Regions from separate parts of the Homo sapiens genome. Here region 2 is linked to region 1. A link is an interaction called in ENCODE POLR2A ChIA-PET data of the cell type or tissue named here. Cell type or tissue: HepG2. All regions are shown on one strand. Each heading gives the region's core, and the rest is flanking DNA. Links, peaks and the distances in the headings are about the cores only.

What was found. Peaks named below come from ENCODE experiments on the same cell type or tissue, not always from the same donor. Only the 100,000 strongest peaks of a DNase experiment are listed, where the experiment ranks them.
Region 2: POLR2A ChIA-PET joins it to region 1 with 9 read pairs; 1 of 35 experiments calls an interaction of 5 or more read pairs at or near these places.

What each region holds. Positions count from the first base shown.
Region 1 is chr4:12,923,666-12,926,482 of GRCh38, reverse strand. All of the region lies in intron 1 of LOC105374493 (a long non-coding RNA gene), which reads left to right. Among named protein-coding and RNA genes, the nearest start is that of RAB28, 560 kb to the left of the region's middle. In HepG2, for the core only: no CTCF peak of the experiment used is centred there; a DNase peak (open chromatin) is centred at 1,392.
Region 2 is chr4:12,874,136-12,876,952 of GRCh38, reverse strand. It overlaps LOC105374493 (a long non-coding RNA gene), which reads left to right. Exons shown (of 3, transcript XR_007058047.1): 3 at 1-161. Among named protein-coding and RNA genes, the nearest start is that of RAB28, 610 kb to the left of the region's middle. In HepG2, for the core only: no CTCF peak of the experiment used is centred there; a DNase peak (open chromatin) is centred at 1,142.

The DNA of each region.
Region 1 (2,817 bases), core at 290-2,789:
TGTTTCTCCCACTGCCACAAGGCAAAAATGAGCTGGCTTGTCAGTCCTTGTCTGGCTGGGGCCCACTGTAGGTGTGGGGATGTCACAAAGCAAATGGTCACTGTGTCTGTAAGCAATGAGAGTAAACAGGTCCCTCAAACAGGTCTCTGCTTGTGAAATTGAGTGCATGTTAAGCTAAGCTGTCCTGTACTTGACTTGGAGCAAAGCTCCTTTTCCTGTGTACATTCATTTTATTTTATGGCCATGTAAAAACAACACTGTGGTGCTGGCTCCAGTGGGAAAATCAACAACAACGCTATAGAGCAACCCACAACCAAAAACAGCTGAAGAAAAGAGAAAACACCAGGAGAAAAATATGGAAGCAGATCTTCCAATCACCTCCACAAGCAATGGCCATGTCAACATTGAGAATAATTGATTCTGACAGAGAGGAAAGTAGTAATTGGAATGAAACTTGTTTGAATAACAGCTTAAATGTTTCTTTCCTTGCTCTCCAGATTACATGCACTGTAAAGCCAGATTTCTTTCTCCTGGTTAGCTCACAGTGGACATTCTGTATCCAGGGGGCCTGTGAAAAGAAAGAAAGAAAAAAAAAACTTGTGAATTTGCCTCTTTCTGGATGACTGTTGAGTTTGGATTTTAGGCTCAAATAGATAATTTCTTGACGGTAAATCCCAAATTTTGTCTGTTGCAAACATCCCTTATAGGCTATTTTTAAGATATTGAGAGGCTGGATACTATCTGGGTCATAGCGTTTCATCCACTCAACTGGCTAACAAAAGTAAAGTTAGAACTTTTTCACAATCTGGCTCCTTTATATCAGTATCCAGTTACAGTGAGGGGAATAACATTGCAGTTTTCCAGGTGGTATTAGTCAGGATTTTTTAGAGAAATGTAAGCAATAGGAGATAGCTGTCTGTCTGTCTGTCTGTCTGTCTATCTATCATCTATCTATCTATCTAGATTTATTATAAGGTATTAGCTCACACAAATATGGAAGTTGAGAAGTCTTCTATTCTGCTATGTACAAACTGAAGATCCAGGGATATTAGTGGTGCAATTCAAAGGCCTGAAAGCTGGAAAGCCAATGGTGAAGATTCTAGTCTGAGTTAGGCCCATGAACCAGGGAATGTCAAAAGCAGGAAAAGATCAATGTCTTAGCTCAAGCTATCAGGCAGAGGCGGGACAAATATAACCTTTCTCTGCCTTTTCATTCTATTTGTGTCCTTAGTAAATCAGATTCTGCCCACTCTAGTTGGGAAGGGCCATCTGCTTTACTCTGTCCACCAAATAAAATGCTAATCTCTTCTGGAAAACATCCTCACTAACACCCAGAAATAATGTTTAACTAGATATATGGGCACCCTGTGGCCCAGTTCACACATAAACATCACTATCACACAGGTGAAAGTCCAAATTTCACAGTGAAGCATGTTGGCCCTTTATAATCTGCCTTGCTGGCTACTACTGTAGTTGCTCCACTCTGTGCCTCTACTGTGTCAAACATTTGTAGGATTTACATGATGTGGCCACTTCTCCTCTCTTTGATCATCTGTCTTTCCACCTAATCCCCCACTCACAATCTCTACCCATGTGGGCCTTCAACCTATGTCTTGAGTCTTCCAGGTCATTTCCACTCTCTGAATGTTTTCTCTTACTGCTCCCTTTGGTCAGTGTTCAACCCCCTTGTCTTCACATGTTAAGAATCCTTCTTAACTTTTGGGTTTGGCTGTCATAGCCAAAAGACACGTTCCATGATGACGCTCCCATGTCCCAAATAAAATAGTTCTGCTGGAACTATACCATTTAGCTCATTTGATTTTTTACATTGCATATTTGGTTTCTAAAAATACCTCTATCGTTGTTTGTTTATTATCTATGCTGCCCCTCCTCCACAGCCACCTGAAATCTTCATGACAGCAGAGACTTTACTCTATTATTCACTCTTGTATTGCACGCATGCTGGGAGCTCAATAGACATATAAATAACAGGTTCTCCAGACACAATGGGTTTTGCCATGCTTGCTTTCCTTTGTCAAGTCAGTGTTTCTCCCTCCACTTAGTCAACTAGCTCAGTCAGCCCTTTCTCCTGCTTCAAAGAGCCGGCTCACATGTTCTCTTTTACTGGAGTCTTTCTTCACATGGTGGAGCAAGGTGCTTCTTCTACATTCGCCTGGTCCCATTCATTACAGCAATTAGCATGTTGCATTCCATGTGTTTATGGATATAGCTCGGCATGGAAATGGATGTTTTTTGAAGTCAGGAATTATGTCTGTTTCTGTAAATTAACAAGGCTAGTGCAGTGAATGTACATAGAAGATGTTTAAAAATGTTTGCTGAGTAAATTAATAGTCATTGCCTCAGCTGACAAGACTTCAAAACTGTGGCATTATTTTGAGGCTCTCTTTTTGTTCAGAGAGTCCATGATTTTGAGTTTTTTCTCATTTTCTCTCTATCAGATGTATTCCCATCATTTAAAGCAAAAGCATAGTTTGGAAGCCCTCAAACTGGCCAAGTATAATAGTTTCCTAACTCATTATTTTGGGTCTAATTTCCCTTTCCTCTAGTATCCTAAGTAAGAAAAATTCACAATTTCTTATCCCTGGTGCTATTCTTTAATTCTCAGATAAGGGAGAAGAAATTCTTAATCTGATTGGTTACATTAGCAAAAACTCTTTTAGGCTTCCTCTAATACATCTCAACGTTCTCTGCCACTCTGTCTTACTCTGTCTCTGCTTCTCTGAAATGGAGAAGTGGCAGAGTGAATGGACTCTGGAACTTCCAATAATTCTTCTCCCCTTGCTGTAGGCCAAAGTA
Region 2 (2,817 bases), core at 204-2,703, 49 kb after region 1:
GACTTCAGAGGGACAGCTAGACCATATAACTTTGGAGAACAATCTGGCTGGATATGGCTGGACTTCAGGGAAAGATTACCTATCCACCCCATGCATTTTTGAGCTCCCCTTCCCACTGACAGCCACTTTCATTGGCAATAAAATCCCCCTCATTTACCATCTTTCAATTTGTTCACGCAACCTCATTTTTCTGGATGCCAGACAAGAGCTCAGGAGCCGCAAGTGCAGATACAAAAGGCTGTCACACTAGCCCTTTGCCCTTGCTGGCAGGGGGCAGCTGTCTCACGCAAAAAGGCAGAGGACCCATAAAAAATGATGAGTTCATGTCCTTTGTAGGGACATAGATGAAATTGGAAACCATCATTCTCAGTAAACTATCGCAAGAACAAAAAAACCAAACACCGTATATTCTCACTCATAGGTGGGAATTGAACAATGAGATCACATGGACACAGGAAGGGGAACATCACACTCTGGGGACTGTTGTGGGGTGGGGGGAGGGGGGAGGGATAGCATTGGGAGATATACCTAATGCTAGATGACGAGTTAGTGGGTGCAGCACACCAGCATGGCACATGTATACGTATGTAACTAACCTGCACAACGTGCACATGTACCCTAAAACTTAAAGTATAATAATAAAAAATAAATAAATAAATAAATAAATAAAGGCAGAGGACCCACTAAGCTGTTAACACTTAAGCCGTCCATGGATGGCAGAGCTAAAAGAGCACTGTGAGGCTTCAGGGGTCACAGGCACCCCTGCCTGGACGTTGCCATGGGGCCTACATGGAATTTGCTCTTGCTGGCACTAAAGCATCTGGCTGGTTCCTGCACCTGCTTACCTGTGTGCTGCCTCCCACAAGGAGTAGAACACAGTGTGTCTGAGTGAGTGAACTTTGATCCCACTGGTGCTGAAGCAGCCAGATTGTTCCAGCTCTCATTCACTCCAGTTCCCATACCCATTTGCTCACACTCTCCCTCCTGCTAGTTGAGAGTGGTGGGCTGAGTAAAAGAGGCTCTCCTCTCGTGAGTCCTGTGAAGGCATCAGGGAAATATTCTGCTTCATGATCACAGTTTTTCTTTGCTTAAGTGTCCTCCTGAACCTTGGGACATTATTTACTTGATCTTTCAAAGGGATCACCTGACCTGAGGTTTAGGGATTATGTCTGTGGACTCAAGCTGGATATATTTGTTTGCTAGGGCTGCCATAATAATGTTCCACAGACTGGGTGGCTTAAACCATGGACACTCATTTTCTGGAGGTTAAAAGTTTGAGATCAAGGTGTCAGCAGTGTTGGTTTCTTCCTAGACCTCTTCCCTTGGCTTGTAAATGGCCACCTTCCCCCTGTGTCTTCATATAGATTTCCTCTGCATCTGGGTCTTCCTTATCTCTCTTCTCGTACTAAATTAGAGCCCACCTAGAGGACCTTATTTTAACTAATTACCTCTTTAAAGACCCTCTCTTTAAACACAGTCATATCCTGTGGGGGTTAGGACTTCAACAGGACATAAATGAGCCCATAACACTGGATGTGTGGAAACACTGAGCTCCATAACTTGGAGGCAAGATTATGCCTATCATAATAATAATACTATGTATTTTAAATTCAAGTTCCACCACATGACAGGGAATGGACAGGCTTTATCCCATGTTGTGTCATTAAAGCCTCACAAATCATGTCTTACTGGGCCTGTTTTCTAGGTTAGGTAGCTAAGAGAAGGTAGGTGATTTCCCTGAGGTCACACAGCTAGTAAGTGGCACAGGCTGAGATTCCCAATGACCTCCAAAGATCCCGTAGGTTTCTCTCCAGTTGGATTCAAATGCTGCAGCACTCTCAAGGGGATGCCCTCGCTGAAACACAATGCCAGGCCTGTCACTCAGAGCCCGAGTGTTCTTAAGCCATGAGGGTGCAAGCTTCAGTAGTGAGGGGAAACAGCCCAGACCAGAGGCACTGCAACTCTCAATGCAACACCAGGAGCCTTTCATGAAAGGCCACTCAGCCAGGCCCAGGAAGGCTGAAAGACATTTAAGTACTGCATGTTCTAACATGCAAAAAGCAACAGCTCTCCACCAGGCAGGACTGAAATCAAAAGCCCAACACCATTGCCTCTCTGAGGGGCAGCCTGTCTCCCAGGAATGTGGCCATGATAAATGAGAAATACGTATAAAGTGTGAGCCCTTGCCCCAAAGGGTGCTGAATAAATGTCGGGTATTATACTATTGTTTATTTGGGCTACCCAAGTGCATTGGACTGAACAAGAGTATTTCTTTCACTGACAACCGTGGTCATTGTGGTGAAAAGATTTATGTTAGGATGTATGAATGATGCCTCTGTGTACATGTGTGTGTTTATGTGTGCATGTGTGTGTGAGTGTGTGTGTGTGTTGCTAATATTTGGTGTGCTTTGTAGGGTAGTGGGGGCTGCATTTATCCTGGAAAATGAGCTGGAAATTTCAGGAAAGTTTTGGTTACCCACAACTCCCATTTGACGGCCTTTCCGAAAGTTTTAGATTTAATCACAGAATCTTTATTTGAAGAGGAGCTCAGGGATTGCCTAATCCTTGTGTTCACCTAGTTTCAAGGCTTTACTATAACATTCTGGAGATGTGATTAAACAACTTCTGATTGAATGCTTCTGCTGATGGTGGACTCACTACCTCTGGAGGGACATTTGTTCCTTTTGCTGACAGCTTAAGGGAACGGAGGAAAGGAACCTTTATAGGGCACTTTGAATATTTCAGGCACTGTGCCCAAAGCTTTACATGTGTCATTGCATCTACTTGTCTTCGTAACACTTGAGGTAGTTTTTATTT